Linked DNA regions of Homo sapiens: region 1 is linked to region 2. Evidence: read pairs that join two places in POLR2A ChIA-PET (ENCODE). Cell type or tissue: OCI-LY7. All regions are shown on one strand. Links, peaks and the distances in the headings refer to the core of each region. The heading gives the core; the rest is flanking DNA. Region 1 overlaps FMNL3 (formin like 3). Region 2 overlaps TMBIM6 (transmembrane BAX inhibitor motif containing 6).

Region 1 (8,329 bases), core at 45-8,044, 75 kb after region 2:
TGTGATAATGGTATACCAGGCACCATGCAAAACACTTTACACACATTATCTCATTTAATCATCACAACTCTGTGAAGTACTTGTTATCTCCATTTTATAGAAGAGGAAACTGAGGTCCAGGTAGGTTAAATAGCTCACCTAGGATCACACACTAGTAGGTGGCAAAGTTGGGATTTGAGTCCAAGCAGCCTGATGCCAAAGCCCAGTTTTTTTTGTTGTTGCTTTTCAGACAGGGTCTTACTGTCACACAGGCTGGAGTGCAGTGGCGCAATCTTGGCTCACTGTAGCCTCAGCCTCCTGGGCTCAAGTGATCCTCCCACCTCACCCTCCCAGGTAGCTGGGACCACAGGTGCACCACCACGCCTGGCTAATTCTTGTATTTTTTGTAGAGACAAGGTTTCACCATGTTACCCAGGCTGGTCTCGCACTCCTGCCTTGGCCTCCCAAAGTGCTGGCACTGCGCCCAGCTCCACTTTCTTAACTATAGTTTCCTTTTTGCGGGGTTGACTCTCCTTTGCTCTTACTACTGCTTTGGAGTGGATTGAGTGGATTGTGGCAGAATATAGGGGAAAGTTTACCGAACAAGTTCTCCTTTGCTAAGAGGTGTGGTGGAAAGATTTGGGCTTTAGAGTCAGCCAGATTTGGGTTTGGATCTTAGCTATCCTACTAGGACATCTGCTATTCGAGAAGTTTTGTTTTCTTGTTTTTTGTTTTAAATTTACTACGTGCTCTTGATATCACTAGGTATATAGTGGTGAAAAATCTAAGAATTCCTTTGCCCTCATAGAGTTTAGAGGAAAATACAGATATTAAATAAATATTTAATTATGATATATTCTTGGAAGGCAAAGAACAGGTTGTTAAGAGAGAGTGTAACAAAGAAGGCTTTAGGTTGGGAAGTCTTGGGTCTATTCTAAATGTTCATTCCATTTTCTTTTCTTTCATGATTTATTAAGTTAATACGTCATAGGTGCCTGCTGTATACACAGCACTTTCCCTTGTACTTGGGGGTATACAAAATAAATAGAAGATAATGCTTGCTATCTGAGTTGGAGAGACAAAATGTGTATGTACTTAAAACTATATTTTGAACTAGAGAATTAAAGCAAGTGCATGTCCTCAGGTTGTCTGTGAGACTCTGTGCTGTATTTTATCTGTAATGTGGGAATACTGTTTGTCTTGCCCAATCACATGCTTTTGTGAAGACCAAGTGAGATCATGAGGTGATAGGGTGCCACACAGCTATAAACACAGAAAGATTGGAGAGCTAGGGGAGGATCAGTGTGGTATAGGAGTGCTAAATAGGCAGTGCTTTAAGGAGGACAGGGGATTTAGTCAGGTCTTTAATCAGCTGTAGATCAGGAGAGAGGAGATTGTTCCAGGCCAGAGCTGTATGGGAGGGAATTAAGGAGGAGGAATGAAGCAGCTATATGAGGGGCAGCCAGGAGCCCTGCTGCTGGAATAGAGGAGTTTAGTTATAGACAGATGTGAGCTTGGATCAGGACAGATGGCCAGTACACACTGAGTTTTGTCTGAACATTTCTTATTTTTTTGAAATGGGCTTGCTCTGTCACCCAGGTTGAAGTGCAATAGTGTGATCATGGCTTACTGTAGCCTCCAACTCCTAGGCTCAAGCCGTCCTCCATTTCAGCCTCCTTAGTAGCTGGGACTACAGTTGTGCTTCTTACTTTTTTGTAGAGATGGTATCTTGCTGTGTTGCCCAAGCTGGTCTTGAACTCCTGGGCTCAAGCCATATCTGCCCACCTCAGCTTCTCAAAGTGCTGGCATTGTAGACATGAGCCATCGTGCCTAGCCTGAACATTTCTTGATTGTTAGAAAAGGGACTTTCCTGCCCAGGGTTTCAACAGGGAATAGAGAATAGTTGGTAACTGGTCTCTGGCCATTCATGAGTTTTCTCATTTAAAGTTGAATGATTGATATATATGAGAGATAAATGCTCAATCCTCATAGGTTAGAGAATCAGAATAATTTGATTTAAGTGAAACTGGATAGAAAATGATCCCATGTGTTACCCTTGAACTGCAGAAGTCTTCAAATGTAGAAGCTTCCATTTCTAGTCAGCAAGTTTTGAACTAATTCTTTCCATTGCCAAATCTGTCTTGCTTTCCTTTAAAAAAAATTATTTTTTGAGTTAGGATCTTTCTTTCTTGCCCAGGCTGGAGTGCAGTAGTGTGATCATAGCTCACTGCAGCCTTGAATTCCTGGGCTCAAGTGATCCTTGCACCTTAGCCTCCCAAAGTGCTGAGATTACAGGCATGAGCCACCATGCCCAGCCCATTTTTGCCTTTCTTTAGGGTAAAATGTTGTCTTGTACTAAATAATTTTTATTATTAACAATGCCTTGTTCATAGTAGATGCTCAATAAATATATCTCATTTCATAGTAACAGTGTCCAATGTTTGTGAGCCACTTTATACCTGCTAGTGTTTTCTTATACATTGTATTTTGGGGGGAATGGCACTCTTCCAGCTAATTATCCAGGCCAAGCACTTGGAGTTAGTCTGGGCTGCTGTCCCTCTCACCTTTCTATCTGTACTACCACTACTGTAGTTGATCTTCAGCTCTTGCCTGGTCTGTTGTAATGGACTTCTTAGCAGTTTCTTTGGTTCATTCTTGCAGACCCACTTACCACAAGCCATCATCATAGCTATATATAAAGATCTGGGGGATGAGTTTTCTAGGAAGAGAACAACTTTTGCAAAGCCCTGGGGTGGAAAAGAACTTTGCACATTTGAGGAACTGCAAGAAGGCCAGACTGGTCTACAAGGATGCTGAGGAGAGTCCGAGAAGGTATAGGAAAGGTGAGCAGGGCCCAGATTATGTGGGACCTTGTTGGCCTTGGTAAGGAGTTTGGAAATTAATTGTAGGGAAACTTCTAGGTATGCTTTATAAGGTTAAGAGTTCTCTTGTCTGCTGTGTGGAGAATCCTGGAATCTGTCTCCCTTATGGGCAGCAGTTTGGCCTGAGTGAGATCCAGGCTTCTCGCTAGACTGTCCCCTGCAGGGTGATGGTGGCTTCTGCCCTTTCAGGTTTGACTGGTGCTCAGTCCTCACTCCTGTACCCCCTCTCAGGCCAGAAGGGGCAGTGCCTCTGCTAGGCTAGGCTGGCCCCAGTGTTTGGCGTGCCTCCCAGTGGCCTGAGCCTATAATTTGATGGGTTGGCTGGTTATAAAAATAAAAAGTGTGACCTATAACTATAGCTGAGTGGATTCAGTGAAGAGGGAGCTTTTAATTTGCAGAGGTTCTGGACTGTACTTAACTGGAGGAAAAATGTGTCTCCTCCCTGGGTGCTGTTCCATTTTCTGTCTTTAATACTTGCTCTGGGGTGGGTTAGGGTTTGTGGGCCTGGGAGTGAGATGTGGAGGACTTTAGGGAGATATTTGGAGGGAATGTTAGGGTTCAGCAACAGGTTTATAGGGCTTTCTGGAAAGTAGGCATTATTCAGTCTTGCTTCTCATGTAGCCCCACTAGGATGGAAGCAGAGTTTAAAAATCTTTGCATGATCACTCGTTTATTCATTCAACAACTATTTATTGAGTGTTTACTCTGTATTTTAGACATCAGTGATACCACAGTGAACAAAAAAGACAAGCCAGTCTCATAGCATTCACATTGTTGTTGGGGAGAACAATAAACAAATCTACAGGTATATAATATAGTGTTAAGTAGCAAGAAGTACCATGAAGAAAAAGAAGGTAAGATAAAGAGATAGATGGTCATTGGGGGTTATAGCCAGGTGTGGTGGCATGTGCCTGTAGTCCCAGCTGCATGGGAGGCTGAGGCAGGAGGATCCCCTGACTTTCGGAGGTTGAGTCCAGCCTGGACAACCCCGTCTCTTAAAAAATAAGAGAGAGGGGCCAGGCGCGGTGGCTCATGCCTGTAATCCCAGCACTTTGGGAGGTAAAGGTGGGCAGATCACGAGGTCAAGAGATCAAGACCATCCTGGCCAACATGGTGAAACCTTGTCTCTACTAAAAATACAAAAATTAGCCGGGCGTGGTGGCGGGCACCTGTAGTCCCAGCTACTTGGGAGGCTGAGGCAGCAGAATCACTTGAACCCAGGAGGCGGAGGGTGCAGTGAGCCGAGATCGCGCCACTGCACTCCAGCCTGGAGACAGAATGAGACTCCGTCTCAAAAAAAAAAAAAAAAGGAATGGGGAAGATATTTAGATAAGATGATAAGATTATCAGGCAGTTTTGGGGGTTGAGCTATAAGAGAAAGTGAAACTTTCCATGAACTTTGGATCCCAGTGCCTGAGTGTGTCTCCGAGGAAGGGGCTCCCTATGGCAGTGCAGCCAGTCTGGGTGGGGATCAGAGTCAGTACTCATCTGGGGGTCCAACTGGCTCCTAGCCTCAGGTGGGCCCCAGTCAGAGCCTGTGGTTGATTCTTCCTGGCTCCAGTTGTCAGAACTGTCTGCAGGGCCGGGTAGGGTGCTGATTAACTGTAAATAGATACTTGTCTTTCCTAGGCTTCTCAAGTCTGATTCTCTCAAGATTTCCTGAAGTCACTCTGTGTGTTCTGGTCTTGAAGAGAAATATGAAGTCTGGTCTGGGAAGCAGCTGCAAGGAGTGTAGGGATGGATGCTCAGCCAAGCCTTTTTTAAGAGTTTTGGGGCTCAGTGACTGACATAAAGGTGCTCAATACTTTTTTTTTTTTTTTTTTTTTTGGAGATGAAGTCTCGCTCTGTCGCCCAGGCTGGAGTGCAGTGGCGGAATCTCTGCTCACTGCAAGCTCCGCCTCCCGAGTTCATGCCATTCTCCTGCCTCAGCCTCCCAAGTAGCTGGGACTACAGGCGCCCGCCACCACGCCTAATTTTTTTGTATTTTTAGTAGAGACAGGGTTTCACTGTGTTAGCTAGGATGGTATTGGTCTCCTAACCTCGTGATCCGCCTGCGTCGGCCTCCCAAAGTGCTGGGATTACAGGTGTGAGCCACCACGTCCAGCCAGGATGCTCAGTACATTTTAAGTAGAAGGCTGGACACAGTGGCTCATGCCTGTAATCCCAGCACTTTGGGAGGCTGAGGCAGAAGGATTGCTTGGGCCTGGGAGATTGAGGCTGCAGTACGCTATGATCATGCCACTGCACTCCAGCCTGGGTGACAAAGTGAGACCCTGTCTCAAACCCTCCCCTTCCAAAAACCAAAACATTTTAAATAGAATTTTTATTTATTTATTTTTGAGACCGAGTCTCGCTCTGTCGCCCAGGGTGGAGTACAGTGGCACAATCTCAGCTCACTGCAACCTCTGCCTCCCAGGTTCAAGTGATTCTCGTGCCTCAGCCTCCCGAGTAGCTGGGATTACAGGCGCCCGCCACCAAGCCTGGCTAATTTTTGTATTTTTAGTAGAGACGGGGTTTCACCGTGTTGGCCACGCTGGTCTTAAATTCCTGACCTCAAGTGATCCCCCTGCCTTGGCCTCCCAAAGTGCTGGGATTACAGTTGTGAGCCACCGCACCCAGCCTTAAATAGAAATATTATTTGAAGGCCATTAACTTCTTGAATCAGAGATCTGGTATTGAGGAGCCTAACAAAAATATTTAAGAAATAAGAATTATTGTTGAAGGGTAGAGACTGTTTTTCTGTACCTTGAAGTTGTAAAGTCACTGAACAGCACGTACTAGTCACCTTTCTTTTATACTCAATAATGTTGGCCTAGTCATGACCTTTCCACAGGCTTTAGGGACCTCCAGGTACTGGGGTAATTCTTGGCTTTTGTTGGCCTGCCCTTTAGCACATTTTGTCTCTTGTGTAGCCATGGAGGGACATTATTATTATTATTATTTTGAGACAGAGTCTCTCTCTGTCTCCCAGGCTGGAGTCCGGTGGCACCATCTTGGCTCACTGCAACCTCCACCTCCTGGGTTCAGGTGATTCTCCTGCCTCAGCCTCCTGAGTAGCTGGGACTACAGGCGCGTGCCACCATGCCCAGCTAGGGATATCGCCATGCAGCTTAGGCTGGTCTCGAACTCCTGGGCTCAAGTGATCTGCCTGCCTCAGCCTCCCAAAGTGTTGGGATTACAGGCGTGAGCCACTGCTTCCGGCCTGGACCTTATTTTAAAACTGGGGGCGTTTACCAAGGGTAAAACCATCATACACCAGCTGAGGTTGAGACCTGTGCTCCTGGGATTTTATTGAACTCTGGGGTGGTAGAGTTGCTGTTATATGGGCTCATTTCGTAGACTTGAGATCACATACTCCTCTCATTTCAATGCCAGCCCTGAAGTGAGGCCCAGACAATGTTCTAGAATGGATGGGCCAGAGATATCTGACCAGGAAAGAGCATCTTTGTTTGGACCCCTTCTGTGTCCAGAGTATGCTTGGGCCCCTTACTTTGGACAGACTTCTCGTTTGTGGTTGTGGTTATTTTGTTTTTACTTGCCACTCAGCAGAATCAACCTCATATAAGCACTCATTATCCTCAGGCCCTTGGCAGGCAGGACACTTGGTGAATCTGCTCCCTCATGAAGTGCTCACGTCTGCAGATTATTTTCTGATGGCATCTGTCATGAGTTCCAGATTGATGGTCCAATAGCAGCTATGAATTGCTCCCTTTGGGCTTGTTTAATTATTGCTGGCATGGTGGCTGACTAAAGAATTAAGAATCTCTTGTGCATTTATGGGGCAACAGGTCGCGGTGGCGTCCCAAAGCATTTATCTGTCATTTCTCTAGAATGTCCTTGTTAAAAGTTTTGAGCATCATCTCAGAAGCTAGAGGATAACCAGCTAGACAATGTCCAGTAGAATTTGGCTTCTCAGTTGATTCTTTCCAAGAATTGTAAAGAAAGCATCTAGTACTTGTTGCCCACAGATCCAGGGAAATGTCAAGTTGGTGTCATAACAGTACAAAAGCACTACCAGCTGCTTCTGATTGTCTTGGAGGCAAGAGGGCAGAGAGAGCCTTATTTTGTGGCAGGGCGGCTAAAGAATCACATCAGCACTCAGGAGGGCCTCTGAGGTGGTGAACTGAGAATGGTTAAGGTGTCATTTTCCCTGCCTAGAAACAGAGAGGGGGCAAGATAGCAGCCCTCAAAGACTCAGCAAGTGTAGCCTAGTACTCATGCACTCAGCAAGTGCTTAGAATTGTGTTAAGAGCTGGAGAAAGGTGACTAAGACAGTCATCCTGCCCCCAGGAGTTCAGTCTAGAGGGGGAGACAAACACATTAAACATGTAATTATAACATAAAGCTGTCTAAGTGCAGTTCTGTAGAGATGCAGGAAGCATCGGGAGAGCACAGTAGAGAGGTGGGGCTTGGGGAATATTGCCCAGAGAAGGAAATCTCTGCTGGCTAAAAGGGTATTTAGGAATAGGACAGAAGTTTGGAAAAGAAAGCATTCCAGGTAGAGAGGACAGCATGAGCAGAGGCATTAAATTGAGACAGCATGATGTGTTCAGAGAACCCTCTCAGAGCTGCTCAGTGCCGTTGAAGTGTAAAGTGTAAGGCAGAGACTCGTGGGAGGCAGGGCTCAAGTGGTAAGGAGGGCTTTGAATGCCATGTGGAAGAGACTGTGCTTTATGTGTTTCATAGTCAGATTGTGAGTTGTGGGTAGGTCAGTCTGGCAACCATGGGAAGGAACCAGAATTGGAGGTAGGCAGCTGAGTGGAAGGCCTTGGCTCTGTGGTGGTGATGATGGGAGCCTAAACTGGGACCAGTTTGCACAATGGAGATGATGGGACAGTCAAATAAATGTTAACTATTAATAAATAGTTAAATTTTCATGACTGATTAGATTTTATTTCAATTTTTGATGGCTGATTAGATTTTACATTGTGAGGATAGAGGTGAGGGAGAAGGGAGGCATTGAGGATGGCACCCAGATTTCTAGCTTGCTAGATTAGAGTTAACTACTCTAACAAGGGAACACAGTAGAAGAAATACCTTAGAAGGAAAAGTGATGAGGCCACTTTGAGACACATGAGGTTGCAAAGCCTGTGGAAGTCTGGGTGGAATGTCTAATGGGGGTTGAGTATTTAAAGCTGAATCTCAAAGGAGAAGTCTGGGATAGAAATACATATTTGAGAGTCATCTATGCCTACTGTCAATAAAAATGTGAGCTTTTCTCCAGTCTCACAGCACAGCCCTTCAGTGATGGGGAGGGACAACTCCTAGGACTTATGTAAGGTCACAAGGAGAGAAGCACAGTTGTTGAGAAGAGTAGTTAGTTGAGGGGGCCAAAAACAGATTTGTGGCAGAAGTGGACCCGAGGAAGTTAGGAGACAGTAGGGGAAGTGAGGAATCTGAGATGAGGCGGGAACACTAGAGATAACCTGGCAAAATCTCTCCCATATCTCTCCACAGATAACAAAACC
Region 2 (8,329 bases), core at 44-8,043:
TCCCAAGCTTAAGGAAAATGGCTATCCTTAGTTGGCACGGGCACATGTGGAGTCCGAACAGGTCAACTGGGAGTAACCTAGATGAACCAGTCAGAATAATGGTCAAATTCTAACAGGAAGGCCTGGGTCTACAATGAATATGACAAGCGGAGAACAAGCATGGTAAAATTGAGCTACTAGGCTCGGCATGGTGGCTTAAGCCTATAATCCCAGCACTTTGGGAGGCTAAGGTGGATCGTTTGAGGAACACGAGTTCAACATAACCTGAGCAACATGGTGAGATCCCACCTCTACAAAAATTAAATCAGCGGGGTGCAGTGGCATGTTCCTGTGGTCCCAGCTACTCGGGAGGCTGAGGTGGATCACTTGAGCTCAGGTGACTGAGGTTGCTGTGAGCCATGATCGCATCACTGCACTACAGCCTGGGTGACAGGGCAAGACCATGACCCTGTCTCCAAAAATCAAAACAAAAACACAAACACAGAATTGAGCAACCTGATTGTAATGCAAGTTCCGATTGATAATCTCATATCTGAACTATGACAAGGACTTTTATTATTTTTTTGAGATGGGAGTCTCTGTCGCCTAGGCTGTAGTGCAGTGGTGCGCTCTCGGCTCACTGCAACCTCTGCCTCCCGGGTACAAGCGATTCTCCTGCCTCAGCCTCCCGAGTAGTTGGCACTGCAGGCGCCCACCACCATGCCGGGCTATTTTTTGTTATTTTTAGTTGAGACGGGGTTTCACCTTATTAGCCAGGCTGGTCTCAAAACTCCTGACCTCAGGTGATCCGCCTGCCTCGACCTCCCAAAGTGCTGGGATTACATGCGTGAGCCACCACGCCTGGCCGACTTTTTTTCTCTGTCACCCGGGCTGGAATGCAGTGGTGCATCTCAGCTCACTGCAACCTTCACCTCTCAGGTTCAAGTAATTCTCCTGCCTCAGCCTCCCAAGTAGCTGGGATTACAAGTGCCTGCCACTTTGCCTAATTTTTTTTTTTTTTTTTTTTTTTTGGTGTATTTAGTAGAGATGGGGTTTCACCATGTTGGCCAGACTGGTCTTGAACTCCTGACCTCGAGATCTGCCCACCTTGGCCTCCCAAAGTGCTGGGATTACAGGCATAAGCCACCATGCCTGGCCAACTTTTACATCTTTATTAACTAATGCACTTAGAATACAGCCGGGCAGCAGTGGGTGAACAAAAATACTTGCAGAATGAGTGGGTATCATTTGCCTTTTTTCCATTATGCATCCTCAAACTCCAAAGCTTGGCTGCACATCTGAACCAACTGCACATATCACCACAAACAACATATAGCAAAGGTGGCAGGGGGTGGAGAGGACTGGAAAAAAAACTGGCTTACATATTTGACAGAGAAAATTCTCAACATTTGTGGCATGCTGGGGCTACAGAGTGGGAGGTCTTTGTCTCTGTTCATACTTATGACACGAACTCAATCGTGTCCCACTCCCAGCCCCCAGTAGCAAACCCTGGCAGTATCACAAGCTCCATGACCAGCTGTACCCTTGAATTTAACACAAACACCAGGAAAGGTTAAGGAATTTTCTTTATTTTTTACAAATTAAGACTATGCAGATTTCATATATTTCTGAATCAAAAACACCTTTGTCTTCACAGTATGAGTTAGAATGCAGCCTGAGCTGAAAATCAAGAAACTAGAAAAGAAAGTGGTAGAGATAACTATATTAAAAATCTGTTAGGTATTTTCTTTAAAAGTAGGTGTTTTTTTTTTTTTCTTTCTTTTTTTTTTTTAATATCTTGTCATTCTTGGCACTGTTTCTAAAGAAAAACTCCATTATCCCAAGCAAAAAGCACAGAAGGTGGAGTTTGGCTTCAAGAGATGTTAACTCAAAATCTTAGGCCTAGCAGAGAATCACCAAATTTATGGAGAGTTAACAGGGGTTTAACAGGAAGGAAGTGCCTTTAGTAAGTTCTCAAGCCAGAGGCTGGAGGCAGCAGCTAAATCAGAGGACAGCATCCTCAGTGAAAGTGAGCCATTCGGGGTGGCATGTCACTCCAGGAATAAACACAACTTAGAAACAAATGATTTCGTAGGATAGCACAGTGACATGGTGCACTGTGAACCTGAGGCCACTGTGTCAAACTGTGCACTGGTTGTGAATAGGGAGAGCCAAAAATTATGTCCTACTGGTAATGAGCTTTCAATGGCTCGATCCTCTCACACTGAAGCTCTGTAGAGCAGCTCAGAGCCACAACCACTCCCAACATTGACCCTTCTGGGGGTAGCTGTCTGTGGCAGCCCACAGGAAGGAGCTGGAGATCCCCATTAGGACTGTCCACCCACACTTGAAGCCACAAAACTGCAGGGATTGGGGCTCTCACTGGTTTGGTCGCCTAACTCCCGCCTAAAAGGCCACAAATTTCTGGAAAACAGGTAACAGACCAAAAACTAAAGTGCATCAGTAAAATGAACATTTATCTACTGCCCCGAATCTCTGGCTTGACACTACCTACTGGTGTCCAGTTGGAGACAGACTAAAATGCACTGAAGGACTATTAGGATTGCTGCCTCCTAAGTTATCACAGCCTCGCTCTGTTGATGTGAATGAGGAACTGCTTGGTTGTTAAAGGAGATTTTGCTCCCTGCTGCCCCAAACAGGTCCTTATCTAGGTTTGCTCCCCACTGCCCCAAACAGGTCTGGCAGGATTGGTTACAATGATCTCCAGAGGCTCAACCATTCCCCTTCCCTATCCTTGCTTGGGACATTTAATCACAGCCACCTAGTAGAGGCCGCTCAGTAAGGGGATAACAAACTAAAAAAACAAAAACAGGGCAAGTTTAGGGGAACCCTACGATGCTGTACCTTGATACACATAATCAGCCTTTTCAAAAATGCCTGACAAGAATTAGTCTTTCCTTTGTGCTGAAGTCTTCCCACCCATGGATGGAAGCAGGCTGACTCCCTGAGGGTCAGGCAAGGGGTGGGAAAGGGAACACATTACTTTTGTGAAGGCAAAGCAGAAAGGTGTGTTTGCCAGACCAGCATGGGCAGCTCAGAGGGAGCAAAGCATCCACCAGAAGAGGCTCTCCATTTTCTTTGTAGGGCCTGACAGTTGAGATTTGAGGCTGAGTTAACAATGGGACCACTGAACTTCTTTCCAATGGAAAACTCACGGCCCAGTCCCACAGGAACTGTGCGCATACCAAACAACAATGAGGAAGGAAGGGCCGGGTGGCTCTACCAAACAGTTCAGGTCCACTGGGTGAATGAAGCCTGGTGGGAAAGCGGACTCCTGAAGTTGGCGCCCTCTGCTGGTCCCACTTCTCATCGTGGCGGGTCGACTGCCTGAGTAGAGGAAGAGGCTACAGATGGGGTTGACAAAAAAGGGAGTGAGGGGAACCCCAGGAAGATGAAGCCAAACTCCAAACTATATTCTGCTAATCAGTTTTTTGATCAAAAAATTCAAAATAGAGGAAACCACAAAGTACAAAAGCTTTTCTGATGCTTTTCATTATCACAGAACACACCACCTGTAATGTGTGCAAAAAGGAAATGAGGGGTGGAAGGAGAGGAAGTCTAATTGGGAAAGGCTGGATGGTCACTTCATTTCTTCTCTTTCTTCTTATCCTAGAAATGGAGAAAAATCACCCAATTAATTTTTTGACATTTGACATTCAAGCTAAAACTCTTGAGTGAGCATTTAGTTAGGGACTAGAAGTGAGCCAGACAATTAAAAAGAAATGAGAAATGCTTCCTTAGCTCAGCAAGAACTGAATCTTAACCACATCCTACTGGTGGTTCCCAAAGTTGCCGACAGACCGACCAAGAATAAAGGTTAAGCAGCTGTCCCCACCCCCACCCCAGGAGTGCCGAGGTGGGCTGCCTGACCACTCTAGGCTATTCACAGCCACTACAGCTCAGATCCCAACAGTGAAGGCTGCAGATGGCACTCTATCCTCAAAGAGTGAAACTAGAGGCCAAGACCACCAACCAACCATTAGGCGCGAGAAGTGCTCCACCCTGCAAAGTGAGCATGACTCTGGCATAAACTGACATTCAGAAATAATTTGGTCCAGCAGAATTCTTCATTCAATCTTGGATGGAAGCCCAATGTATTAAGGAATGAAAATTCAGTTGCTTGTTCTGAAACTTGTACATCTGCCTAGTGCTCAGTCCAACCATGGCATAGCCCAGACAGAGCCAGCAATCCTATCTGGTCAACTACTCCCGCTACCACTATGCTATCTCTAAGCTCCATAAGGTCTATAAAGAAAAGCTCATTTCATTTGTTTCCCCCACTGCTTGACTCAACTACGTTAGATACTCATTAGCCCTATATAGAATGCTTCCTTGGAAAAAAAAATTAACAAATGGATAAAATTAGTCTACTTCTGAAATTTACAACGTCCTCCACAATACCTTTCTCTGAGTCACAACTATATAGCCTTTAAATTATTCATGTAGCAGGTTGTGTTTACTGCCACTGAAGCTTTTTTCCCTTTCATACTAAACGCAGGAATTAGTTAAAAAAATTTTTTTTTCACTTGCTGCTTTTTTTCTAACAACTGAAGACTTCTGGCTTACCTCTTACTCAGTGGCCTGCCTTACAGTTACCCTGGACCTAACACAGTGTGTGAGCAAGTTTTCAAATCTGAAGTATACACACATGCCAAGCTCAGGAGCCATTATTGTCTCATCTTTGGGTTGTAGGCTAACTAACCTTTTCATTCATGGCCAGGATCATCATGAGTTTTCTGAAGACAGTAATGAAATCTAAGAAGAGATCAATGCAGTGCCTGAAAGGCAAGAACCAGATTAGGATCTGTACTTCAGACTTTTTTATCCACAAGCCCACAAAGATGCAGAATATAAACCCCACCCCTACCCCCACGAGCCAGCTTCTCCCACACTTTACCCCCAACTAAGGAAGTAAAACTCTGGTGTCTGAGATCCTTTAGACTCATCGAAGTCATGCAGCATAGAGAAAAGAGACTGGGCCAGGCACAGTGGCTCATGCCTGTAATCCCAACATTTTGGGAGGCTGAGGCAGGTGGACTGCTTGAGCCCAGGAGTTCGAGACCAACCTGGGTAACATAGCAAAATCCCGTCTCTACAAAAATTAGCAGGGCATTGTGGCATGTGCCTGTAATCCCAGCTACTGAGGAGGCTGAGATGGGAGGAACACCTGAGCCCAGGGAGCTTGAGTCTACAGTAAGCCATGACAGTGCCACTCTCCTACTGCAGCTTGGGTGACAGAGCAAGCCCTGTCTCAAGCGCTCTGAACTCTGCAGAGGTCCAAGTCTGAACCCTTAACTACCACTAATTAGTCATGAGACTGAGAGAATCACTACATTAAAAAAAAAGTGCCGAGCACAGTGGCTCACACCTGTAATCCCAGCACTTTGGAAGGCTGAGGCGGGCATCACCTGAGTCAGGAGTTTGAGACCAGCCTGACCAACATGGAGAAACCCCATCTCTACTAAAAATACAAAATTAGCCGGGCATGGTGGTGCATGCCTGTAATCCCAGCTACTCAGGATGTTAAGGCAGGAGAAACACCTGAAGCCGGGAGACGGAGGCTGCGGTGAGCCAAGATCACACCGTTGCACTCCAGCCTGGGCAACAAGAGCGAAACTCCGTCTCAAAAAAAAAAAAGTGAGCTGGGCATGGTGGCCCATGTCTGTAATCCCACCACTTTGGGAGGCTGAGGAAGGCAGATTGCTTGAGGCCAAGAGTTCGACACCATGTCCTCACGGGGCAACGTGGCAAAACCTCGTTCTACTAAAATTACAGAAATTAGCTGGACGTGGTGGAGAGTGCCTGTAATCCCAGCTACTAGGGAGGCTGAGGCACAAGAATCGCTTGAACCCAGGAGGCGGAGGTTGCAGTGAGCTGAGATGTTGCCACCGCACTCCAGCCTGGGTGACAAAGCAAAACTGTCTCAAAAAAAAAAAAAAAAAAAAAAAGTGGCTGGGCATGGTGGCTTAAGCCTGTAATCCCAACACTTTGGGAAACCAAGGCAAGAGGACTGCTTGAGACCAATCTGGGCATATGGTAAGACCCCATCTCTACAAAAAATAAATTAGCCTGGCATGGTCGCACGTGCCTGTTGTCCCAGCTACTCAAGAGGCTGAGGCAGGAGTACTGCTTGAGCACAGTAAATTCAGGCTGCAGCGAGCTGTGTTCATGGCACCACACTACTGCCTAGGCAACAGAGCGAGACCCTGTCTCTAAAAAAAGAGTGTATCTTCTACTCATTGTTTAAAAAATACAGAAGTATAAATAGGAAAAGGAGAAAGATCTCTTTCCCTCACTTCTGCTTGGAGGTAGCCACTATGGATATGTAAATATATAGCCACCCCCCAACACTTTTTTTTTTTTTTTTTTTGAGAAGGAGTCTCGCTCTGTCGTCCAGGCTGGAGTGCAGTGGTGCAATCTCCGCTCACTGCAAGCTCCGCCTCCCCGGTTCACACCATTCTCCTGCCTCCGCCTCCTGAGTAGCTGGGACTACAGGTGCCCGCCACCACGCCCGACTAATTTTTTGTATTTTTAGTAGAGACAGGGTTTCACCGTGTTAGCCAGGATGGTTTCGATCTCCTGACCTCGTGATCCGCCTGCCCCGACCTCCCAAAGTGCTGGGATTACAGGCGTGAGCCACCGTGCCCGGCCCCCACACTTTTTTTTTTTTTTTTTTGAGACAGGGTCTCGCTCTGTTGCCAGGCTGGAGTGCAGTGGTGCAATCTTGGCTCACTTCAACCTCCACCTCCTAGGTTCAAATGATTCTTATACCTTAGCCTCCTGAGTAGCTGGGATTATATACATGTGCCACCATGCCCAGCTAATTTTTTTATATTTTTAGTAGAGATGGGATTTCGCCATGTTGCCCAGGCTGGTCTCAAACTTCTGAGCTCAAGCGATCCAGTGGCCTCAGCCTCCCAAAGTGCTAGGATTATAGGTGTGAGCCACCACACCTGGCCTATTAGCCCAGATTTTTAAAAAATCTGAAATCTTTCAGGAATTGAGGAAGATTATGGTACACAGTTCCAAAACCGTGGGTTTCCTACCACATACACTCCCAAAGCTTGGCCACCTATGTTCAGCCAATGCCAACCTAAGTTCAGCTGCTGAACGGTATGCCTCAACCTTCATGCTTGTTAAAGACTAGTTCCCACACTCACCAGATATAATCTTGATCTCCATGTTCGGCCTTTTCAATAATGAGTTGAGTATCAAAAAGGACGAAGCCACACATGACCACCAGTCCCACATACAGGTTTGCCTAACAAATGTAAGAGATGAAGTTACTATACAGCAGAAGTTGCAGAGAAAAAAAAACCAGCCATACTTTCTGGCTCATAGTCACTTGAAAGTACATCAAATGTGAACCCTATGAACATTACCATTCACGAGAACTGCAGCCTAGGGTGAAGACCACTTTACTTCCCTAGGCACAATACTGCACTGGTCACTGGAAGAGTTTCAATCATTTTAACAATCAGCCACTGCCAGACTGGCCTTACACAAATGGTGTCTGAGCAAACCATTTTCTCTTAGCAATGCCCAACCTTGTGCAGCCTGTTTTCACTTGTGGCAGAAGGCTCCATCCTATGAAGGATAATGGGAAGGCTTAGAGAGCACTGCCCAAAGTAGTACAGAAAGAAGTGCAAAAAAAAAAAAAAAAGGAAAGAAAGAAGTGTGAGGCAAATGGCTGCTGGAAAGTTCCAGGCTAAGTCTTACCTGGAAAAGCCAAATGGATCCAAAGAAAACATTCCCCAGGGAAGACAAAAGCAACAAGCTCAGGGCTGACATCAAGATACCTATAAGACACAGCAAAAAGCTGTCTTGAGAGAAGCCAAGGCAAAGTAAAGCAATCCCATTAAAGCCATTCCTTAACTTCCCCCAGAATGAAGGTTAATCTCAACTCAATAGTCGCAAAGGAGTTAGGGGTAAGGAAGGAGTACTAGTGAGAATTCTGGCTAAAAAGGAGCCCCCATTCCCTGTTTCCCAGTTCACACTTACCTCCCAGAAAGAGGTAGCTACGGCGCCTGGCATAGAGTGCACTGAGGGTGAAGCAGGTAAAGATCATTGCCGTGCCCATGAAAGCAGTGGGAAGGATGCTGTTAGAAAAAAAGACCATTAGATTAAGGGCTACAGGTATACGGTCTACATTTAGAAGGTATATTCATAAAGATAAAAGCACATAAGACACTACCAAAAGAGTTACCTGGGGTTGACAGCAATACAAAACTCCAGGGCAGGGCCCAGGCCAACTCCTAGAAAACAGAAAACCCAGAACACAGTATTACGATCAATTCTTGAATAGGATCCTCATCCAAAAGCTGATCCC

What was found. ChIA-PET counts read pairs that join two places held together with the same protein. Peaks named below come from ENCODE experiments on the same cell type or tissue, not always from the same donor. Only the 100,000 strongest peaks of a DNase experiment are listed, where the experiment ranks them.
Region 1: POLR2A ChIA-PET joins it to region 2 with 16 read pairs; 6 of 35 experiments call an interaction of 5 or more read pairs at or near these places.

What each region holds. Positions count from the first base shown.
Region 1 is chr12:49,682,938-49,691,266 of GRCh38, reverse strand. The region is part of intron 1 of FMNL3 (formin like 3); the gene reads left to right. Among named protein-coding and RNA genes, the nearest start is that of FMNL3, 20 kb to the left of the region's middle. In OCI-LY7, for the core only: CTCF peaks have their summits at 2,899 and 3,108 (motif pointing left); a DNase peak (open chromatin) is centred at 426; H3K4me3 peaks cover 600 bases.
Region 2 is chr12:49,758,153-49,766,481 of GRCh38, reverse strand. TMBIM6 (transmembrane BAX inhibitor motif containing 6) reads right to left here. Exons shown (of 10, transcript NM_003217.3): 5 at 8,207-8,255; 6 at 8,002-8,099; 7 at 7,720-7,799; 8 at 7,161-7,261; 9 at 4,703-4,778; 10 at 1,548-3,609. The coding sequence ends at 3,586. Among named protein-coding and RNA genes, the nearest start is that of TMBIM6, 21 kb to the right of the region's middle. RefSeq lists a silencer at 1-110. In OCI-LY7, for the core only: CTCF peaks have their summits at 3,055 and 3,271 (motif pointing left); a DNase peak (open chromatin) is centred at 3,281; H3K27ac peaks cover 1,129 bases.